Regions from separate parts of the Homo sapiens genome. Here regions 1 and 3 are each linked to region 2. The links are chromatin loops, found by intact Hi-C in ENCODE. Cell type or tissue: heart right ventricle. All regions are shown on one strand. Region 1 overlaps STEAP1B (STEAP family member 1B). Region 2 has its middle 160 kb from the start of CDCA7L. Region 3 overlaps RAPGEF5 (Rap guanine nucleotide exchange factor 5).

What was found. Hi-C counts contacts between places; a loop is a spot of excess contacts. Peaks named below come from ENCODE experiments on the same cell type or tissue, not always from the same donor. Only the 100,000 strongest peaks of a DNase experiment are listed, where the experiment ranks them.
Region 1: it touches region 2 in a loop (11-fold over the local background); 108 of 110 quality-filtered maps call a loop at or near these places.
Region 3: it touches region 2 in a loop (6-fold over the local background); 51 of 110 quality-filtered maps call a loop at or near these places.

The regions. Positions count from the first base shown.
Region 1 is chr7:22,484,237-22,492,236 of GRCh38, forward strand. All of the region lies in intron 4 of STEAP1B (STEAP family member 1B), which reads right to left. Among named protein-coding and RNA genes, the nearest start is that of STEAP1B, 12 kb to the right of the region's middle. In heart right ventricle, a CTCF peak has its summit at 4,831 (motif pointing left); a DNase peak (open chromatin) is centred at 4,815.
Region 2 is chr7:22,105,624-22,113,623 of GRCh38, forward strand. No RefSeq gene overlaps it. Among named protein-coding and RNA genes, the nearest start is that of CDCA7L, 160 kb to the left of the region's middle. In heart right ventricle, a CTCF peak has its summit at 4,835 (motif pointing right); DNase peaks (open chromatin) are centred at 4,241 and 4,858; H3K27ac peaks cover 297 bases; H3K27me3 peaks cover 724 bases.
Region 3 is chr7:22,291,283-22,299,282 of GRCh38, forward strand. All of the region lies in intron 5 of RAPGEF5 (Rap guanine nucleotide exchange factor 5), which reads right to left. It also overlaps the pseudogene RNA5SP227. Among named protein-coding and RNA genes, the nearest start is that of RAPGEF5, 62 kb to the right of the region's middle. In heart right ventricle, CTCF peaks have their summits at 4,921 and 5,846; no DNase peak of the experiment used is centred here.

The sequences.
Region 1 (8,000 bases), 380 kb after region 2:
TCATGCCTGCCTCCAAAGCTACAAAGGACAGGCTGATTCTTGTTAGGGGTTAATGCAGCTGGTGACTGTAAGTGGAAGCGAATGCACATTTATCATTCTGAAAATCCTGGGGTCCTTCAGAATTATGCTAAATCTACTCAGCCTGTGCTCTAGACATGGCACAAAACCTGGATGACAACACATCTGTTTACAGCATGATTTACTGCACATTTTAAGCCCACTGTTGAGACCTACTGCTCATAATAAAGATGTCTTTCAAAATATTACCCTCATTGACAATGCACCTGGTCACCCAAGAGCTCAGATGGAGATGCAAGGAGACGAATGTTTTGTTTTGTTTTGTTTTTCACACCTGCTAATACCATATTCATTCTGCAGCCCATAAATCAAGGAGTCATTTCAACTTTCAAGTCTTATTTTTTGAAGTATATTTTATAAGGCCAGAGATGCCATAGGTAATGATTCCTCTTAATGGATCTGGGCAAAGTCAATTGAGAATCTTCTGGAAAGATTTACCATTTTAGATGCCATTAAAAATATTTGTGATTTGTGGAAAGAAATCAACATTATCAACATTCATAGGAGTTTAGAAGAAGTTGATTCCAGTCCTCATGGATGACTTTGAGGGGTTCAAGACTTCAGTGGAAAAAGTCAATGCAGATGTATAGAAATAGCAGCAAGAGAACTGGAATTCTGAGTACAGCCTGAAGCTGTGACTGAGTTGCTGCAATTTCATGATAAAACTTGAACAAGTGAGGAGTTGCTTTTCATAGATGATCAAAGAAAGTGGTTTCTTGAGATGAAATCTATTCCTGGAGAAGACGCTGTGAAGATTGTTACAATGACAAAAGATTTAGAATATCACATAAACTTAGCTGATGAAGCAGTAGCAGGATCTGAGAGGATTGATTCCAATTCTTAAAGAAATTCTACTGTGGGTAAAATGCCATCAAACAGCATCACATGCCACAGAGAAATCTTTCCTGAAAGGAAGAGCCCATTGATGTGGCAAACTTCATTACTGTCTTATTTTAAGAAATTGCCACAGCCACCTAGCCTTTAGCAACCTCCACCCTAATCAGTCAGCAGCCATCAACATTGAAGCAAGACCTCCACCAGCAAAAAGATGACTCACTGAAAGCTCAGATGATTATCAGCATTTTTTTAGCAATAAAGTATTTTAAATTAAGATATGTACATTTTTTAGACATGATGTTATTGTACACTTAATAGACTATAGTGTAGTATGAACAACTTTTTTATTTTTTTAGAGATAGGTTCTCACTCTGTTGCTAAGGCTAGAGTGCAGTGGCATGATCATAGCTCACTGCAGCCTCAAACTCCTGACTTCAAATGATTCTCTCACCTTGGCCTCCCAAATAGCTAAATATAACTTTTATATGCACTGGGAAACAAAAAAATCATGCAACTCACTTTATTCCAATAGCCTGGAAACAAACTAGCAATATGTCCAAGGTATGCCTGTATATTTCTCTACATAGTTTGCGTGAAATTCCACCATGAGAAATTCCTTCAAGTCAGTGATTCTGAACTGGAGATGAGTCTGCCTCTGGCTTCCCCTTGTTAAAATAGATTGCTGAGCCCAACCCAGAGTTTGATTCAAGAGGAACCCAAGAACTGTATTTCTAACAGGTTTCCAGAGGATGCTGATGCTGCTGGTTTGGGGACTCCACTTTAAGAACCACCGGTTAAGAGGCCTGAATGAGATAATACACGTACACAGCTATTAGTATACTGCCTGGCATACGTAAGCCTGCCACACTCAGTGGTTCTCAAACTCGGTTGCACATTAAGATTACCTGGAGAGCTTATAAAAATCCCAGTGCCCATTCTGCACCTCAGACCAATTACAGCAGAATCCCAGGGGCAAGGGCACACATCGTTGCTTTTTGAAGCTCCCCAGGTGATTTCATTGTACAGTCATGGCTTAGAGGCACTGCCTTAGAGGTGGTTTAGAGAGAAAGTCGCTTGCGTTCACAGAACACTAATTTCTAACAGCCGCTGAAGGAAACTGACTAGAAAGGACCAGACATCCCATTGGCACTGTGGAGTATAGTTCTGTGTCTGGAAGGCCAAATAAACCTGCCTGGCCTTTCATGAAAGGACCAAAGCCAGAGGCAGAATACAGTTTAAGAGAGTTATTGCAAACAAGGCCCTGAGGCCTTTGCTTCTACTTCATCCTCCTTTGCACCTCCTCTGAACCAGCCTGGCTTTGTCGCCTTAAACTTCCTCCTATGCCAACCCTCTCAGAGGGATTCCTAAATGCTCCCTTCTCCAGGCCTCACCCACTCACTTTTCTGCAGTCTACAGCTTGATTCTTCCCTCCTGAAGTGATACTTGTTTTCAGAAAAGCCCCTCTGGTCCTGACCAGTTCTCATCTTCTCCTGTGCCTGTCCCTCTACCTCAGGCAATCTCCACATCCCTTCCTGCCCACCTTTCACCCTGCCAAGGGGTCATCCTGCTAAACCACATGTCAACTGCCCTCACTCCCTCTCAGGCAAGTCCTTCAGGGGCTCCCTCCCTTCCTTTCTAGCCACACTGGCCACTAGCCCTTCCTGGTGGATCCTGTTTCAGGGCCTTCACTCAGGCTGCCCTGGGGATGATGACATCCCACACTCTCGGACTCCTGGCTCAGCCTTCTCAGCTCACTCAGTGCTTTCCCCAGGAAGGTGTCCGTAAAGCTGTACTCCCCACCCTAAAGGCCAGGGTATGATGAAGGCTGTCACTATAAATGTTAAGAGACATCCTAACAAGTATTGCTTTGTCTTTTCACATAGATAGAGGAAGGAAGGAAACAAAGGGTGAAAAGCCTTCTTGGTAACAAGAAACTACCATTTATTTACAGAGTCACCATTATTTCTTCCTCAGCCATGTGGGTATAAAAATGAGGACACAGCCAGGTGCAGTGGCTCATGCCTGAAATCCCAGCACTTTAGGAGACCAAGGCAGAAGGATCGCTTGAGCCCAGGAGTTTGGGGCTGCAGTGAGCTGTGATCGCACCACTGTACTCCAGCCTGGGTGACAGACCAAGACCCTGTTTCTAAACAATAAAAACATAAAGATGAGGACATGATCTCTGCTCTCAGAAATTTACATCTGATTCACTGGAGAGTTTTCTAAAATGTCACCATGATCACAGGTCTAACCCTAATGACAAAAACCAAGACTTGATAGTTAGATAAAAGGTTTCAGTTACATGAGTATTTGTTTGAAAAAAAAATGTCTTGCAAAGGCCTAGAAATTAAAACACATGCCGGGCGCGTTGGCTCATGCCTGTAATCCCAGCATTTTAGGACGCCGAGGATGGCGGGGGCGGGGGGGTGCATCACCTGAGGTCGGGAGTTCAAGACCAGCCTGACCAACGTGGAGAAACCCTGTCTCTACTAAAATTATAAAATTAGCCAGGCATGGTGATGCATGCCTGTAATCCCAGGCACTCTGGAGGCTGAGGCAGGGGAAATCACTTGAACCTGGGAGGCGGAGGTTACGATGAACCAAGATCGCACCATTGCACTCCAGCCTAGGCAACAAGAGCAAAACTCCACCCAAAAAAAAAAAAAAAAAAGAAAAAAGAAAAAAAAAAATCCACACATAGATTTACTATATTGCCTTTCCAAAAGAGAAAAGAATACAAGTAAAATATAAAACTGAGCAAATTATATTAGCATCTGTATCTCTGAATAATTGAAATCAGGACTGCCCCCAGAAAACCCCATCCACCCCATAATAAAGGGTGACTGGCATTCTAACCCATTTGTGAGGTTGAGAATCTGAAAAGTGACTACTCCCCACACGCCACCCCAGAAACTGCTGTGGCTGCACATACCTCCAACCACATCTGAAACAGGTGGCCAGGCTATTGTCCCAGTCCTCCGAGTCCCTTCTCTCCTGGCCCTTGACTCCACCCCCTCCCAAGGAGCAACTGCCCCATCCACATGGCCTCCAGGACCTGTTAGCCTGGGCACATGCTGTTTCCTCTTCTTCCCTGCCCCACCTATCCTTCCCACAGTGTGGCAGAGGATACCTTCCCAGATTTCCTGCGGGAGCCCTGCATTCTGTGTTTGGGGAAGGAGAAGAGGAAGGGCTTTATCATCTGAGCCACAACCTTTAACAACATACCTCCCTCCCATCTGTCAGTCTATGAGCCAGAAGAAGGCGAGTGCCCTTGCCCTACCTAGTCACCCTCGAGGCTGAGTGCCCAGGGACAGTGGGAATCAGAAGGGCTTGAATAAGTGGACCCCACCCTCATCCTCACCCATGCTGTGTTGCACTGTGGCCTTCTTTCAAAGTGAAAAAGTCAACTCTGAAATGCAGACCCAGTGGGGAATTTAAAACAAACACCTCAGCCCTAACAAAAGGGAAGATGGAAACAAAAGTTCTTGGTAGGTTCTGCCATGTTTTCACAGGAGCCACATCACTACAGATGATAATTCCAACAGCCCCTTGAGAGGAAACCACTGCTGACTGGCACCCAGCAGGCAGAAGCAGTCAGGGGACATATGCAATTGCAGACCTGAACCGCACAGACCTTGTCCCTTACACCCCAGTCATGCAGCCCTCAGTTTTCTAGCCTTTGAGCCAGTGCACATGAAGGTGGAGGCTGAGAAGGCTCTTAGAAATAAGCCAGGAAGGTCTTACATCTTGCCACGGACAAGTCCCCACGTAGATCAAATTGTTGAAGAAGCCATAAAAATGACTAGGAGTTGCAAAGACCGGATGCAGTACCCTTGGATAAGTTCTCTTCTACCCAAGGCTTTTTACTGGGAATGAAGAGTCACAGAGCAGGCAACAGCGACACCTGCTGTTCAGAATAGATTCAAACCAGGCAGGGAGAAACCAGAAACCCGAGTTCTCGCCATAGAGGCAGCATCGCCTGCACGTGACTTCACAAAAGAACATAAGACCTAGGGTCTGTCCTCCTATTGATTGTTTTGGGAGTCCTCATTTACCTGGTACAAGTAAGGAAGACACTGTCCTAGCTAATAATGTAACTAGTAGTTACAACATTCATGGACCATGAGTTTTCAGAGAACATAATACGGTCAAAGCACCATACTTAAACAGTACTATATTAAATGGACTCCCCTTAGCAATAGAAAAAGGTATAAGACCCTCAAGAAACATAGTTGATATGTCTGATAATTGGGCACCATTATGGGTTGAATTCTGTCCTCCAAAAAGATGTTGAAGTCATAAGCCCAAGTACCTGTGACTGTGACCTTACTGGGAGATAGGGTCTTTGCAGATGATCAAGTTCACCTGAAGTCATCAGGGTGTGCCCCAAGCCCACAGGACTGGTTTCCTTATAAAAAGGAGAATTTTGGACACAGAGACGGACAGGCACACAGGTGAACAGCATGTGACCGTGAAGGCAGAGACTGGGGCTGCATTGCATCTAGGAATGCTGAAGATTGTCAGCAATCACTAGAAGCCAGGAGACAGACCTGGAACAGGCTCTCCCTCACAGCCCTCAAAAGGCAATGCGGGCTCTTTTTTGGTTCCATATGAAGTTTAGAGCAGTTTTTTCCAATTCTGTGAAGAAAGTCATTGGTAGCTTGATGGGAATGTCATTGAATCTATAAATTACCTTGGGCAGTATGGCCATTTTCATGATATTGATTCCTCCTATCCGTATATCTGGGTTATTTTATAATCAGGAAAAAAGCACTAAATGTGAATAAAAGTGCTGAATTATTTTAGTTATAATGTTACCTTTCATGGTCCAGCCTCTGAAGTGCTTGAATTCTATACTTCCTATTCATGATCTGACTTTGAGCTTTATTAATTCCATTCCAAGCTATGCGTAATTTCTATTCCAAAAGAATGTTTTCTATCTTTTTGAAAACAATCCAAAAGATCTTTTTCGATTTATCTTTTTCTTCAAAATTATTTTAGTGATTTTATTTTATTTTTAGAAAACTTTTTTTTAAAAAACTGACAATTATATCTCAATTTGGTATTAAAACACTATTTTCCTGGTGCTTGAAAACTCAAAAATCTCCATTGTCTATAGTATAAAATACAGAATTTTAAAGCTTTTCTCTAGTGTATTTCCAAATTGCCTACCTTATTTTACTTATTATGCCTCTATGTAAGCCCTCTTTTTCTATCCTATTGGCCTAGAATATGTCATTTTTAGTCCTGTCTCTTGTGGGACTCTACTAAATGGTCCATGTTTACTAAATGATCCATTGGTTAGATCCGTTTCCTTTTGAAACCTTTCCTGAGCTTTCCAAACTCAAAAAAACTCTACCTTCTGTAATTATTTATGACACATTATTATTCTCTTGGAACATGCATACTATTTTGTATTACCGTCCTTTCTAGGGTAACTTCTGGATGATTTTGTATATGCACAACACCTAGGAGTGTTTATCCACAATACTTGGAAGCGTCTTACATATTTGGTAAGGTTGTAATGATGGGTGGGCTCATTTCACTTAGACTACATGCCAATAGTCTACCTGAGAGTGTTCCCGTTCTTTCATGAAGAAAGTAGTGTGTATTTCCTTTTGGCAGAGGCATCCTTGCCAGCAAGATACTAGGAGTACACATTTCTACCAGGAAAGCAAAATACAGACTGGAAGCCAAAAGTCAAGGAATTCTGGCCAAAGATGTAAAGAGCCAAATTCTCTCAGAAATGGTTTCCTAGAAGTAATTTGTGCTGACTATGCTTCAGTTCAAACAAACTCCTTTAAGAGCAAAATAGCAGTACGTGATATATCTAACCATTGTAGATAGCTATCTTGAAGTAGGAGTATATAACTGTTGGTTAAAATAATCTAGATTATTGCTTCAGCAATTCCGTTCATTTTGAAAAGTAGCAACTCATTTTCTGCAGATATGTAGTAGTAAGTGCACATCGTTTTAGAATTGGAGTATCTTTCTAATTACTGAACAGCTCTTGTCTGGTGTGGACTTTGGTTGAAGCTAGTGTGTTGAAGGTTTCTTTTTAAAACTGAGTGCCATAGTATAGTGACACTAATATCTATATTCATATCTATAATTATCCAGATATATAATAAATGTTTATTAAATGCAAGCTATGTCTCTCACAGGATGAAAAGAAATATAAGCCATTGTCCTTGCCTTTAAGAAGTTTGCAGTATGGATGGCTAGATAATATGTGTTACTTATTGAAATATGAATTCATAATAGAATAAAGCAGTTCATCATTATTTAAGAATGATACAACAAAAATATCATGAGAGCGAAAGGGAGAGAAAGGAGTTCCTTCAGGCTGGGATGACTATAGAAATCTATATGGAAGTAAACTCTGTCTTGCATTTGAAGAATGGGTAGACTTTGAAGAGGAAAGAAGAGAGAAAAAAGGTATTCTTGGTGAATAAAGAATGTGAACAATGTGAACAAGGCCATGGAGTCAAAGTCATTTTAGGAAGAAAGTGAGTAAATTGACTTTTTTGGGGAGGTATAAAATTGTTGATTAGACCAGAAGAATCTGGGTTGAGATTATAGAAAAGTGTGAATGCCAGGTAAGGACTAAGGACTTACCTTTTAAGTGTGAGGACCCATTTAGGGAAGATTTTGAGAAAAGAAAACATATGATCCAAGTTGAGTTTTACTGAAGTTAATTTGTCAGCTATGTTCTGTTTGAAAAGGAAGATAGAGACAGTAATATGAGGATGTTTAGAAGACCAAGAAAGCAGCTGAAGTGTGAAGTAGAATAGAGGATATATGTAGTATTTCTGTTCAGCATCCCCTCTTTTCTGATTCAGTGATTCAGGTGGAGATGACACCATTTGCCCTCAAAAGCCATAGGTAGGCCGGGCGCGGTGGCTCACGTCTGTAATCCCAGCACTTTGGGAGGCCGAGGCGGGCAGATCACAAGTCAGGAGATCGAGACCATCCTGGCTAACATGGTGAAACCCTGTCTCTACTAAAAATACAAAAATTAGCTGGACATGGTGATGGGTGCCTGTAATCCCAGCTACTCAGGAGGCTGAGGCAGGAGAATCGCC
Region 2 (8,000 bases):
GCACCTCCCCAATCATCATTCCTCACCTAATCAACTCCAACTCCTCCTTCACCATCCAGCTCCCTGGGATGCTCTCAGAGTTCCTCTCTCCTGTGTGCTGCCTTAGCTGCCTTAGCGTAGGTTGGTGCAAAAGTCATTGCGGTTTTAGACCGTGAATTTTAAATCATTAGAACTAGACTCAAACACATCTTCATTAATCAAAACAGGAACCATTGCAATCAACACATTTTTGCCAATGATTAATAAGTTTGTTTATTCCTGCAGTGTAAAAATCCATGCTTCGGGATTCGACGAACTCTTGGAATGCATTTTCTGCATCCTGCTTGTTGGGGAAGCATTTTCCCTGCAAAAAGTTATCGAGATGCTTGAAGAAGTGGTAGTCAGTTGGCGAGAAGTCCGGTGAATGTGGCAGATGAGGCAAAACTTTGTAGCCCAATTTGTTCAACTTTTGAAACTTTGGTTGTGCATTGTCATGAAGAAGAATTGGGCCCTTTCTGTTGACGAATGCCGGCTGCAGGCATTGCAGTTTTCGGTGCATCTCATCAGTTTGCTGAGCATACTTTTCAGATATAATGGTTCCGCTGGGATTCAGAAAGCTGCAGTGGATCAGACCGGCCGTAGACCACCAAACAGTGACCAGGACCTTTTTTGGTGCAGGTTTGGCTTTGGAAGTGCTTCAAAGCTTCTTGTGGGTCCAGTCACTGAGCTGGTCATCACCAATTGTTGTATAAAAGCCACTTTTTGTCGCATGTGGCAATCCAATTGAGAAATGGTTTGCCGTTGCGTTGAATAAGAGAAGACACTTCAAAATGATGATTTTCTTGATTTTCGATCAGCTCATGAGGCACCCACTTATCGGGCTTTGTCACCTTTCCAATATGCCTCAAATGCTGATGTTGAGTTCTTCAGCAACTTCTTGTGTGGTTGTAAGAGGATCAGCTTCAATGATTGCTCTTAGTTTGTCATTGTCAACTTCCAATGGCCCACCACTACGCTCCTTGTCTCCTTGAACTGCCACTGCACTGTACATTCGTTAGCAGTTCCTGGGCCAAATGCATTGTCGATGTTACGAGTTGTCTCTGCTATTTTACGACCCATTTTGAACTCGAATAAGAAAATCACTTGAATTTGCTTTATGTCTAACATCATTTCTATAGTTTAAATACACATAAAATAAACAGCAAGTGATAAGTCATTAGCAAACATAAAGCGAGAAATGTCCATTAAAATGATGTATAACATAACCACATTTATTTAAGAATGTATTCCAGTATTATACAGCAAATTCCAACAATTCAAAAACTGCAATTATTTTGCACTCACCTATTTGTTTCATTTTATTTTTCTTTTACCATGTGAGGAGCACGTTTTTGTGTGACTACATTTATAGAGCAGCTATTAGATGCAGGGCACAGTGTGAGTCCATTTCTATATGTCATTTCAATTCATCTGTCCTCTAAGTGACCAACTCATCTTGATATGCCTGGGATTTTCTGGGTTTTAGCACTGGAAGTTCTGTGTCCCAGGATGCCCTTCAGTCTCAGGCAAACCAGGACGAGTGGTCAACCTATAAAATAATCCATCATGCAGATGAGAAAATCAAGGCTCAGAGAAGTTTTAAGAACTTAGCTGAGCTCAAGAAGCTAATTAGGGGTGGGACCTGGCTGTATCCCTCAGAAAATCCGTGCTCTGTCCATCATGTTGTCATGCTGCCTGTTCATGGGCAGGGACTGGTCTCATTTCACTTTGTATCTTCATGCCTGCTGTGATCCCTGGCATATCTGATGAATGCATGAATGAGGTCACCAATACATAATCAAACATTTATTACATAGCGACCCCGTGAACTAACTAAGGCATGCCTCCTCCCATCCTGTGATTCTGCATAGTCACAGAATGTTAGAAAATCCGACTCAGAGATGATGACTTGCCCAAGGTCACGGTGCCAGAAGGATGGTAGAGTGGGAGCAGAACCTGTGTTTCCTGACTCATACTCCAGGGATCTTTCTTTTCTTTTTTTCTTTTTTTTGGAGATGGAGTCTCACTCTGTCACCCAGGCTGGGGTGCAGTGGCGCCATCTCGGCTCACTGCAACTCCGCCTCCCGGGTACATGCCATTTTCCTGCCTCAGCCTCCCGAGTAGGTGGGACTACAGGTGTCTGCCACCACGCCCGGCTAATTTTTTGTATTTTTAGTAGAGACGGGGTTTCACCGTGTTAGCCAGGGTGGGTCGATCTCCTGACCTTGTGATCCACCTGCCTCGGCCTCCAAAAGTGCTGGGATTACAGGCATGAGCCACTGCACCCGGCTGGGATCTTTCAGTTAGAGCTCTACATGAAATAAACTGAGGGGCAGAGGAAATAATGAGAGAAGACTGGGCTCTTTTCAACATCTAGCCGAAGACACTAAAGCAGCTCTGAAATGCCAGCATTTGCACTGTTTAAAAAACCCAAAGATTGGGAACTTATTTTCTTAAAAGGAAAGAAGAGTAACACGGTCAAAAAGGAGTGTTTTCCGCATCGGGAGGGCTTTGTACTGGAAAGAAACGGAGGAACTGCCACGTTTGGCACCCAGAAGGATGCCTTTTTTTTTTTTTCTGTGTGAATCCTCCCCACTCCCACCTCAGCCCACCCCGCAACAGTCAAGCTTTGGGTCCAAACCAATCTGGCATCTCTAAAATGGAAGCACTGTTTGGAGACAAAGTGGCCAGGCACTGCCGGCCAGAGAAAAGACAATGCCCCACACCCACGGCCTGCCCGCACTGAAATGCCTATTCATCTCCATTTTTATCGACATCTCTTGGCTTCCAGGCCCTGTTTGTGCTTTGTCCTTGGTCCTTATTGACCTATTGGATTCGGAGGGGAAGCTCAGCCGCAGGCAAATGGGTATTTTAATCCACAATGGAAAACATGGGTTCCTCTAGCGCCACTGGCAGCTCCCAGCATCTTGACCCTGACCTTTTCAGCAGCGTGTGGCCACACACTCTACCCAGGCCAAAGAACGAAAGGGCCCCAGGGCACACACTGGGGCCAAGAAAAGGAATCGAATGGTGGAATGTTGCTGACTTTTCCTTCTGGATCTGCCTTTGAGACTCTTGCATGGGAAAAAAGGGTGAAGAAGGGGCAGAAGCAAAGCTTAGTCTTTGTCTGATTCAGTCTTTGCACTCCCCCTGCCCCCTCCTCTGGCAGGCCATGGAGGCCACACCTGGCACACCTGGGCATGTTCCAGATGCTTATAAAGGTCCAGGGAAGCAGGGCTGCTCAGTCATTGTGAGGATCTGGGAAATTCTCAGTCCTCATGGGTTCTGTGAGCAGCCAAGGTGATCAGCCCTGACAGGATGGTCAGGATGGCAGTGAAGAGGCTTGATTGATTGACAGGTGAGCAGACGATGGGACTCTCGGCAGCCCTAATCAGCGAGAGAGTTGCTTCTGAGCACAGCTCAGCTAATGTCCCACGCTGTTCCGGAGCCTCAAGGAAGAATGGGCTGACGGTGGTCCCAGGCCTCCTAGACCAAGTGCAGCTGGCGCAGACCTCTGGCGTGGTTGACTCGGAACCCGTTCTGGGAACGTGAACTTGGATTCACCTTAGCAATAAGTGCTCAGGAATGTGTTGGAATTGCTGCCAGCTCCTGGGACAGGCAGACCCCAGAACACTGGAAGAGATCTGAAGCCCTGGCACCCCTACCAGCCCCATGGGCTCCACATTCAATCAAGCAGGTCATCGGTTATCTCTACCTTCACATGGCCTGGAAGCCCAGCAGGCAGGGTTTGCTCTGTGATATGACAATGCTGCTGAGTCTCCTGTCACTCACCGCAGCACCTCTGCGTAGTAAACGGCGTCTTTCCTGGGTCTATGACAGTTACCATAGCTCTTCCAGGACCACAGAAGTACCTACCTTGTTCTGGTTTTGTGATCAACACTGATACATAAATGTAAAGAAGGCAACCGGTGCTTGAGGGGACATCTAGTGTATTGGGAGGTGAGGAGCAGGCCAACTAGTTCAGAGGCTCTGACTTGGTTGGAGAGGGGTAAACCCAGGTGTTACGAGGGTGCTTGGTTGGGGGGAATCTGGTGTAGGCTAGAGGGGCCAGTGCAGGTTTCCTGGGGGTGCTGAGACCTGGGGCATGAAGAAGAGTTACTTATGTGAGGAGGAGAGAGGAGCTCCAGGCCAGAAAGTCCACATCCACTACACCAGAAGCTCCACCCGTTCCGGAACCACACTCCCTGGACTGGCTCTGGAATGTACACCCATGTTTAGCACAGCGCCTCCTAGTGTTCCCAAGTCCCCACTCGCTACTTGGCTGTTGAACAAATAAGCTCAAAGGTCTGGAGGTGAGTGCCTGAACGTTTTAGCTGGGCTGGAGTGGACCTGAGGAATGTGTCCCCTGGGGTGTGGGGCAGGAACAGGGAGCAGAAGCCAGAGGTGAGGCTGGGGAAGGACAGTGGCTGGGAAGTTGCTTTTGGGCACTTGCACTTTCTCCTGAGGGCCAGCGGTCGGAGTGGGGGAAGACTGGAGACCTGCTTCTCCATCCTTTCCCTGCCCTCACTTTCTTCATTTTCTTAGGAGCCAACAGACCTGTGCAAACCTCAGCTTTCCCCAGTTCAGCTCCTTTTCCATCTTCTTGATTTCTGTATTTTTAAAAAAACAAGGCTGCATTATATTGTAGGAGAACAATAACCCACTGGACCACATCCTGGTAAGGAAGAGCTGCAAAGCCATGGCCTCATCACTGTAGACATAAGCTTCCAACAGTGCCCCATTGTGGCATTTGATTTAACTCAGCCCTTCAAAAACATGCATTTCTGACTTAAATTCTGCACACCATCACCATATCCCCAGCAGATGTCGCTAACGTCTCACATTTTGGTCATGCCAGCAGCACGCATCTCAGGCAACAAATATTTATTAAGCAGCGAATGTGCATTGTGCACCAGGCTGAGCACTTTGTAGATAAAAATTCCTGGGGCATGACCCAGGACATGAAGAAAAGTTACTTAAGTGAGGAGGAGAGAAGAGATCCAGATCATTTTTTGATGACAAAAGAAGGTAACATAAAAAAATAATGGACTGTCTGAAAAGTTCTTTCCCATTGAGGTACAAGTTTGTTTCTGGCTATGCAATGTGAAATTGGAACTGAATGTCTGGGACCACCTCGAAGCTTGTTTCAAAGGCCTATTACTACGTGTCTTTTAGACAGATTTTATTTCAGCTTGCCTAATTGAAGCCTCTGGAATCTCTAATGACAGAAGTGTAATTCATATTTCTACATTTCTTCTGGAAAGGAAGGCCCGAATGAGAAGGCAGCACTAAACAAACCGTGAAGTCAAAGTTGAAGTATGGTTGCTAGGGGAAGAGTGTCGAGAGCCCCATGAGGTGGTTGCCCTCTGAGATGGCTTGTTGCCCAAGTGGGTGGTGTCTATTTGGTTGGACTTGAAGAGGTTCTGTGCATCGAAGTTGCTCCACATGGCTGTGCTGACAATGCTTGGAGCTTGGACCTGGAGGTTTGAAGCATCATTATTGAGCAAGTATTCATCCAGCACAACACCCCAGCTCATAGAATGGCTTTGACTGGTGAAATCCCAGATGTGGATGATGTAGAAAGTCCCCTAAATCAAGCACACAAGTCAGACTTGGTACAAAGAGATTATTGTTAGTTCCAATCCATGTCTATCTAGTGGACATCTCAAACCAAATATGTCCCGAACTGAGTTCCTGCTATTCTCCTTCAAACCTGCCATCTCCAAGGTCTTTTTCATTGCAATTAGTTGCAATTCCATGATTTCAGCTGGTCAAACCAAAAATCTTGTGGTTAACTCTTAACTTTCTCTTTCTCCATATCTAATTTATCAGCAAACCATATCAGATGTATCTTCCTAAATATATCCAGAATGACTCTATGTCATATCACCCCATGCCACCACCTGGTGGAAGTCACCATGGTATTTGCTTGTATTATTGCAATAAGCTCACGGATTTCCCTACTTCCACCTTTGCCCCTATTTGGTCTGAAATTCAGTAGCCAGAGTGGTCATGTCCTTCTCTGCTTAAAATCTTCCAGTGGTTTCTCATCTGACTTAAGGTAAACATCAAGGCTCCATGTGATCTGGCCCCAGTTATCTCTGACCTCCTCTGCTTCTCTTCCTTTCCTGACTGGCTCCAGCTGCACCAGGATCCTCGCTGGTTGCTGAACTCCAAGGGGCACACTCGACACCTTTGCACTTGATGTTCCCTCTGCCCAGAATGCTTTTCCCCCAGGGATTTGCATGGGTGGGTCCCTCACTTCCTTCAGGTCTTCCCAGCAAAGCTACATGAGTTTCTCGGGGCTACTGTAACAAAATACCACAGGCTGGGTGGCTCAAACAACAGAAATGTATTGCTTCACAGTTTTGAAGGCTGAAAGTCTGAGATCAAGGTGCTCGCAGGGTCTGTTGCTTTTGAGGGCTGTGAAGGAAAGGTCTGCTCCAGGTACTCCCCTCCATCCCCCACCCCCAGCATGAGTGGCCACCTTCATGCTCACATGGGTGTTCTCCCTGCCTGTGTCTGTCTCCAAATTTCCCTGTTAGGAGAACACCAGTGACATTGGATTCAGGCTCACCCTAAAACCTCATTTTCAGTTGATTACCTCTGTGAAGACCCTATCTCAAAAAAGGTAATATTCTGAGGTATCAGAGATTAGGACTTTAAATATTAAATTCTAGGGAGACACATGTAAACTCATAACAAAGAACTTCCCTAGGTACCCTACTTAAGATCCCACCCAGTTAGGGAGCCTGGCACTCCCTAATGCCCTTCCCTGCCTTAGCTTTTTTGCTCTTGAGAACCTTATTACCATCTAATGTGTCTGCTACATGTTACTTACCTGTTCTGTTTATGGCCTTTTTCCTTGGATCAAAGGTCCATGAAGAAGAGGTCTTTGCCAGGCGCAGTGGCTCACGCTTGTAATCCCAGCACTTCGGGAGGCCGAGGTGGGCAGATCACGAGGTCAGGAGTTTGAGACCAGCCTGGCCAAGAGACCAGTCTGGCCAATATGGTGAAACTCCATCTCTACTCAAAATACAAAAATTAGCCAGGCATGGTGGCAGGTGCCTGTAGTTCCAGCTGCTCGGGGGGCTGAGGCAGAAGAATTGCTTGAACCCAGGAGGCGGAGGTTGCAGTGAGCCAAGATGGCGCCATTGCACTCCAGCCTGAGCCACAGAGTGAGACTCTGACTCAAAAAAAAAAAAAAAAAAAGTAGGGGGGGTCTTTGTTCATAGTTGTTTTTCCATCACCTAGAATAGTACCTGGCATACAGTAGATGATCAGTACATAGGATAGAAGATGGAGCTGATGAGGGCCACTGTAGACTAATGTGAATGAGCTAATATTACCAGGTAGAGAGAGGTGGGTGAGGGGGTCAGCTATTGGTTGATTTAAGGAAGAAAAACACCATGCAAGTATAACATGGGGCCCAGGGTGAACCATCCCTTTTTTGGCCTCTCCTGCTTTTACAATGGGGACTTCATCTCAACCCAGGCCTCAGAGTGCAGGCTCTGCCCTTTAGCTTGCAGACTGCGTTCTAAATGAAAGCAGAGATTTCCTCCAAGCACAGAGCACACCACAGAGCACAGTGAACAGCCTGCTGTTTTCAGGCCCTTGTCAGAAATGATGACGCTTGCATGTGGCAAACCAGCAGCTCAAGGTTTGGAAGGGGAGCTGCTGTTCAGGGATTCCTGGCCTGGAGTCCCTGCAGAGGGCCAGCAGGGAAAGGAATGGGGTGGCATCTAGCAAGAGCGCTTTGCCCAGTCCTCAGAGAAGTTGTGGCCCAAGGTCTAGTCAGCATTTTTGCCTCCAAACACAGGAATAATAATAGCATGAATACTAACAGGAGTATTATCCCAACTTGGCAAGCTATAGGAAGATACCTTCATTCAGATAAATCAGCCAATACTTAGGGAGCCATTGCTTTGTCCTGGCATTGTGCAAGGCATGAGGGGATTCCAAAAGGAAATCTCTCATATTCT
Region 3 (8,000 bases), 190 kb after region 2:
TGCTCAAATTTATCTACCAAGTTAGGAAGAATAAAGGGCAAATAATGTCATTGTTATTATATTAGCAAAAGTACTCATGAAAATAACAAAGGTTGTGACAGTAACTCCATAGGAACATAATCCTCTTGCAGGCCAAATGTTCTCACAAAATCAATTAGCAAGAACCTCTTTACAATGCACCAATTGAATCCTGACGATGGGGTATTACTCACCCCATGATACAGCAGAATAACCCTGACATGCCAGTTGTAAAATATATGGGCTTGCACAGAAGGTAGATGCAAATAAAAGGTGGTTAAGTGCTGAAATTTCCTAAATCTAAATGGAATCCAGATTTTGAAAATATGAAATGTGAACTTTCCACTGAAATTGAGTTTTAGCCAAAACAAACTTACTATAAAACGGTATTATTATAGGCCTAATACCACTATGGGAATTATGAGGAATATAAAAACGCAGAAGTTTTGTATGGCTTTGTATTTGCTTTCTCAAGAGATTACCGCCCAACTAAGAAGCTAAGAATATTATGCACGTGTTAAATAACTAATGAGATGTGTAACAATGTAAGATCAGTTTGTTTGTTTGTTTGTTTGGGGAAAACAATCTTTTTAACTTAATTCATGAAAAAAGACTTCACCAAATGTATATTCTAACAGACAAAATTATCTACTTCTTAAGAACAATCTCATAAACTACATTTTTTCCTAGTTTGGTCAAAGAAAAAAACTGACTAATGCTATTGAATATATAAAATTGTCTCCAAGATCTATTTCCACAAGCAATCCCTTTCAATGTATGCTGTGGACAGGGGGCGGAGGGGGGATTGGAGGTCACTGCCCTGCAGAGCAGTATTAACAGCATCACAGTCCAGTGATTGATTTCAATCTCAGTAACTACAGTGTGTCAGCTGCAACGCCAGCCTTATGGGGCAGGAGGGCTTCTCCCAGCTCATGGGACAGCTGAGAAGCAGCTCTTTAAGAAGGGAAAAGCCAGTTGGATCACTTCTGGCATTGCCTTCTTGTTTCTGTAAATGTTATTAAACCCTTTTCCAGAAAGAAAGTCCCACCCTTCAAATCACAGCAATGCACTACAAACCACTGCCTTTACAAAAATTGCAAGATACAGGTATGAAGCAGTGCTGATGTTGTCAAATAACTTAAGCGCTCATGCAGCAAAGTGTTTGAGATGCTTGCTAACAATCTGCCCAATAAAAACTGTGGGAACTGAGCATTATAACTTGGGATCTTTTTTTAATAAGGTTACCTGGATGATGAGTATTTTGAACAAGCTTTATTATTAAGATTCTCTATTCACAAGGCTTCTGTGGTTATACTGAGAACAGACTGGAAACGCTTTATAACCTCAACCACCAAACCAGATTTATGTGATTAAGCTGAGGTGACTGAAAAGACAGGAAATTAAGAACCAAAGGCACTAGAGGCAAGAGAACAAAACAAGGGCTTCTGCTGCTTTGTCTGTGTCTGTAGTGACACATGGGCTGGTTGTGCCTTTTCATGTTTCTCAGACCCCAACAGACACCCGAAGTATTAGTTAACGAGCATGAGGTATTTTGCACTAGCACAGATTCTCTCATAAATCTGTTTTCAACAAGCTGCTGAAAGGAACTCAAAATTCCAAGAGAAGCTCTTGTATACGAGACTGGTAACTAACGGTTGAGCTGCTGCTGTTTTAGTGACAAACAATTTAGTCCCTGTTTGGAAGCAAAACTGTCTTTCATTGATCTTCCAGCACAAACCATGCCTTAGCAAAAACATCTCTTAAGGAAATATGTGTAAGAGGGACAGAGTGATGATCTCCCAAGAGCTGTCCCACAGCCCATATCCCACTGTTATCACCTCAATCACCAAGATTTAAGCCCAGAACTCCCAAGTATCTCTCTAGCTTCTGGCTCTCCCCTGAGCTTGCCCTGTTTTTCCATCTGCCTTCAAAGTGGCTCTGTGTGGCAATTCCAGGAACTTTATTTTCACCCACATGGGTACCTTACAGGCTAACTCAACCTAACTCACACTGAACTCCTCTCTTACCTCCTGCCCTCAGCTCTCCCCTTGGAATCATGGGTCCTGTTCACCCTAGAGCCATCCCTTCCCTCCTCACTCCGGCCTTTGGGAAGTCACCAGATCCTCTCACTTCCCTTCCTTCCCTGCCAAGCCTCTTCGACAGTCTAGGCTCTCATCTTCGCTTGAACAAATTATTTTAACCACCTTCTGACAAGCTTGTCTCTGGCTTCTCTTCTTGTACCCAGATGCCTAAAGATATCAGGATCACCTTTCTAAAACCCAGATCTGGTCCTGCTCTTCTCCAGACTCCAAACCTTCAAGGATTTTCCTCACTTGCCCACTGAGAGCTCTAGAATTCGGAAATGCTCTTCCTTCCCTGCTAACATGCCCCATGCCCCGCTGCACCAGCACGCAACTGTCCCTCACCTGGTGTAAAGGAAGGTCATGAAGGCAGGACTGGTAGCAACAGGCAACAGCGGGAGAGCCTGAAAAGGGGGAAAGAAGAGAGAAGGCAATACTCGGCCACTCTCCTTTCTTTCACCACTACGGTCACTTTTTACCTTAAACCTCCTCCTCAGCTCTAGACTAAATCGCCCAAAAATACCAGACTCTCTTTTCTCCAGCAAATGTACCTTTTACAAAATTTAAACACATTCTGTTTTAATGTGTGTAAATACTTTTCAGTGCAACCCAGGAAAGACAAAGTTCTCACTTATCCAATCAAAATAAATAAGGAAACAGATGCAGCAGAGGAAAAGCAAGTATAACACTTGCATGTTTTCCATTATTACTAAAGGGGGCTGTGCTGCTCGTGAATGAGAGAGAGAGAGAGACAGAGAGAGAGAAGCTGTGGGTCTAGTTTGTCAGTGATTAGAGAAAGAAAATAAAGAAACTCTTACTGGAATCAGCAGGTAATGACAGTGACAAGTGACATAAGACAGAAAGAGAAGAGAAATAGAGTGACCCCTGGAAGGAAGATCCCTCCCTGAGGGTTTATGCCAACAGATGCTCTCCTTTAGGAATTCCCTGGGTTACCTTTCAAGGTCTCTGCTTACCAATGCCCCAAGCCAGACCTGGTAACTCTCCAGGGGAGAGTGCTGAGTCCTGGTGCTCTAGGCAGATGTCTCTGTAAGTTCAAGAGGTCTGCAATATCTAAGGGTGTCACTGTGAGGATGCAGAGATGACAAAAACCTATGGTCCTCCACCCTCATCCCTCTAACCATCAAACTGGATGCATTATCATTATGTCCACTCCTACCCAAAAGGAAAATAACAAAAAGCCCTGCCCTTCCTATAGTCTTCCTCACCTTAATTGATGGAAACTCCATCCTTCCAACTGGAAGTCATTCTTGAACCCCTTTCTCTCATACTCTGCCTTGTATCCACCCTGAAATCCTACTGGCTCTTCAAGACATATCTCTCACCTGACCACGTCTCACCACCTCCATCACTGCCACTGTGGTCCCAGCCACAACATCTCTCACCTGGACTCAGAAGCCAGCATAGTCTTGCTAAAATGTAAGTTAGTTCATGTCCCTCTACTCAAAATCCTTGAATGACTTCCCGTCTCACTTAGCATAAAGCCAAAATCTTTTTATACTTAAAAATATGTAATTAACAAAGATATCTATTCAAGGTGTGCCACATGATTATTTGTGAATACACTGTGATTAGCACAATCAAATTTATTAACACCCATCACCACTCATGCTGTACATTAGACCTCCAGAACTTGCTCAATTTAATAAATGAAAGTTTGTATGCTTTGATCAACATCTCCCCATTTCCCCTACCCATGATGTCTATATTCTAGACAAGTAAGTTTTGCTTAACAAAGCAAATTCCTATGAAAAAAGAAGTGGGATGGTGGAAGAATGAGAATTAGATTTTTCTTGAGATCTTTGATATCATGAATACAAACATTGTTCACCTTCTCAAGAGAAGATAATTTTTCATAGCTTCTGGCTACTAGTTATGCTTATAGAAAAAATGTACTAAAAGGGAATTATGAATGGGAAAGGTTTCATTAAGAGTCCAGAGTGTATAGTTATATATTAATCTAAACTGAATAAAATTAGATTTTTCACATTTGATTTTGAGGATTTGAGTATTAATGTTTAATATTTAATTAGATGGCTCAATTTCAAATGCTAATATAATCAGGCCTAGATGTCCAATTTTTGCAAAATTCCTGTACTACTCTTAAACATAAGTGTACTCTGATAAAGATAAGCAATCTGTTCCCACACCTGGAATAAGCCTTGTCTATAAACAATGGAAATTTTGAAGGACTTAGTGTTTCCTTGGGAGAGGAGGTAATGAGTAATCACAAAGACTAGGACTAGCTGATTTCATAACACTTTTTACAAAAACAGTTTAAAGTAATAAGTGGAAATTTTGTTCACTTACGATGCCAATACAAATCTTATGCCAAGTTCCATCACAAAAATTTTTTGAAAAATACTAAAAAAAAAAAAGTTTGTTTACCCACACGGTATTTCCTCCTCTCCAAGTGTCATGAGGATCTAATTAGGAAAAGTAAAGTTAGGAGTACAAAGGGTAGGCTTCAGACATCGGAATAGCAGACTTGAACTTAAGCTCTCTGGCCAGAGAGTGTGAATCCATCACCATTTCAGAAACTAAGGAGGCCAAGGGATGTCTCATGTTGCTAATAAACATCAGGTAGTAAGAAAAAACCAGGCAGGGTAAGGAGAACAAAGGAGGCAGAAGTGAGGGGTGGTGGAGGTGCTATTTTGTATAGGGTGGTAAGAGGAGACAGGGACCTGAATTTTGGAAACCATCACTGTGAGACGATGTTAAGTACATGACTGGGTGAGGGCACATCCAAAGTGAGAGCAGAAAAAATAAGAGAAGTCCAAGACTGACCTCTACTGTGTTTAGAGGTCACTGCTTCAAAATGAAGGTTTCATTATTTAGGGACAGCCAGTCTGAATAATCTGAGGCAAACAGCTCAAGAGATGACTGGCATTAAAAAGACAGTTTTTTACTCACAGTTCCCAAGAGAAGGGGGGATGACACACAAGGAGGAGCCACACAGGGAGGCACCAGTGTCAGTCAGGAGGCAGAGGACATGGGGGAAGATGTGGGAAATAACCTCTATTGTGATTTCCCCAGAATAGAACGGGTAAGGCAGGGTAAACAGGCTGAGGATAGACTGTTTGATTAACTTCAGCAGGACCAAAAGCATAGGGACTGCCCCTAACTGTTTGGTACCTGGAGCTGGGGTGATTAGGGCAGGTGAAAAGTAGCCCAGAAGGTGAAAGCCCAATAAAAAAAAGTGGTTATGTTATGAGCTCTGGAGTGGCTGGCTTACCTATGAAAGGTATGCTCCCAGCAAAGCTAGCAGGTAAGTTCTCTACTGTCTCTAGGAATGGACTATTCCTGGGTTGGGCAGTCTTTCCAGGGTCAGCAAGGCCCCAGATGTCAAAGCACTGAAACACAGTTAATACAATCAGGAAAAGGAAAGATTAGCAAAGGAGCCTTAAAAGCAGCAGCTAGTGAGACAGAAGAGCCAAGAGATGTTATCCCAGGGGCCAAGTGGAAAAACTGCTTCCAGGACATGATCAATTGTGCCAAATGCTGCTGTCATGTCAAGTAAGATGAGGACTGAAAAATCAGCATTTTGGCATTTGGCAACATGGAAGACTTCTGTAATCTTGACAAGGTTGCCTTCAGTGGAGTGGTACTGTTGAAAGCCTGAATGGAGTAGATTCAGAAAAGAATAGAAGAGGTAGAGAAAGTAACCATAAATATATCTTTTGAAGAGTTTTGCTGTAAAAGGGAACAGAGACATTGTGCAGCAGCTAGAGGGAGATATAGGGAAATATCAACACATGCTGAAAAGAACAATCCAGTAGAGGAAAAAGCTGATGAAGCAGGAAAAAAATGAGATTTCAGAAATGAGATCCTTGAGTAGGGGTGCAGAGATGGGATCAGTGCACAATGTGAGGAAACTGACCTTAAATAAGAATGTGGACCATGCATCCATTTTTATCAGGAGCAAAGATAGAGTCCACCAATATAGATGCAGGCAGGTTGACAGATTTGGTAAATAAAACATGAGAAAGATAGTTTTTAAAATGTTCCTTTCAATGAAATAAAAAGCAAGGAAAAAGAGGTAAGAGGGGAGCAATTGTGATACAGTTTTCTAGGAGACTGAATATACCAAGAAATGAACAGGACCACCCCACAGCATTGAAGACCCACTCAAGATTAAAGGCCATGAATATAAAATGAGACTGATCATCCTTAGACTCCTTAACGAACCACCTCTTCCATCTACCTTTAAAATCTGACAGAACAAGACGCTAGATGGCCATGGCCAGTGATGGCTGAAGAGAGAGGAAGTATTAATCCTGTGATTTTTTTTATGTATATAACTATGTCATCTGCAAGGAGAGATGGCTTTATGTTTTCCTCCAAATATATGCCTTTTATCTCTTTTTCTTGACTTTTTGCACTGGCCTGAGTGGAAGAGGTGTACTAAGAGAAGACATATTAGCCTTGTTCTGATCTTAGTAGGCAAGCATTTAGTCTCTTACCATTAAGTATGATGCAAGCTATGGGTTTTGTATAAAGTCTTATCAGATTGAGGAAGTTCTCTTATATTTCTATTTTTCTGAGAATTTTTATCTTGAAGGGTTAAATTTTCTCTAATTCTTTGTCTGCATCTATAAAATTTATCATATAATTTGTCTATTTTTAGCTTGTGAATATGGTGAATTATATTGAATGATTTTTGAGTGTTGAGCCATCCTTGTATTCCTAGGGTAAACTCCCCTTTTTCATAACGTATTTATAATTTTTATATGTGAGGAAGATTGTGTCTATGCTAATGAGTCATATTGTTCTGTTTTTTGTTTTTTTTTTTTTTGAGACGGAGTTTCACTCTTGTTGCCCAGGCTGGAGTGCAATGGCGTGATCTTGGCTCACTGCAACCTCTGCCACCCCAGTTCAAGCGATTCTCCTGCTTCAGTCTCCCGAGTAGGTGGGATTACAGCCATGCACCACCACGCCTGGCTAATTTTTTCATATTTTAGTAGAGATGGGGTTTCTCCATATTGGTCAGGCTGGTCTCAAACTTCTGTCCTCACGTGATCCGCCCGCCTCAGACTCCCAAAGTGTAGGGATTACAGGCATGAGCCACCGCGCCCGGCCTTACTGTTTTCTTTCTCTGAAATTTGTCATGACAGTGCTGGCCTCATAAAATGAATGTGAAACAGTCACTCCTCTTTAATTTTCTGAAAGAGGTTATATAGAAATGACATAATTTGTCTATGGTCATACAACCCTGAAGGTGCCTGATCTTGTCCTATCTTAGAGGCTAAGCAGGATTGGGCCTGGTTCGTACTTGGATAGGAGAAATGACATAAGTTATTTTTTAAATGTTTAGTTAAATCTGCCAGTAAACTTATGTAAGCCCATTGTTTCCTTGTTTGAAGGGCATCAACTACAAATTCAATTACTTTAGTATACATAATTCTATTCAGATTCTTGTTGAAGGACCATAGGTAGTTAATGTCTTTCAAAGAATGTGTCCATTCCACCTAAGTTTTCAAATTAATGATCACATAGTTGTTCATAATATTCATTTGTTAGCTTTCAAATGTAAGTCTGCAGTGATATTCCTTCTTTTATTCCTGATATTGGCAATTTGTCTTTTTGTTTTCTTCAACACTCTGGTGAGAGATTTCGTACCTTTTTTTTTTTTTTCAAAGAACCAACTTAGTTTCATTATTTTTTTTTCTAATTTCTTTTCACTTACATCAATTTTTGTTATCTTTATTAATTCCTTCTTTGTAGTTTGTTTTTCTTTGGCTAGCTTTCTGAGGTGGAAGCCCTGATCATTGATCTAAGACATTTATTCTTTCCTAATATAAGCATTAAAATCTATCGATATTCCTCTAAGTATTGCTTTAGCTGCATCCCATAATTTTGAGCATGTTATGTTTTAATGTACAT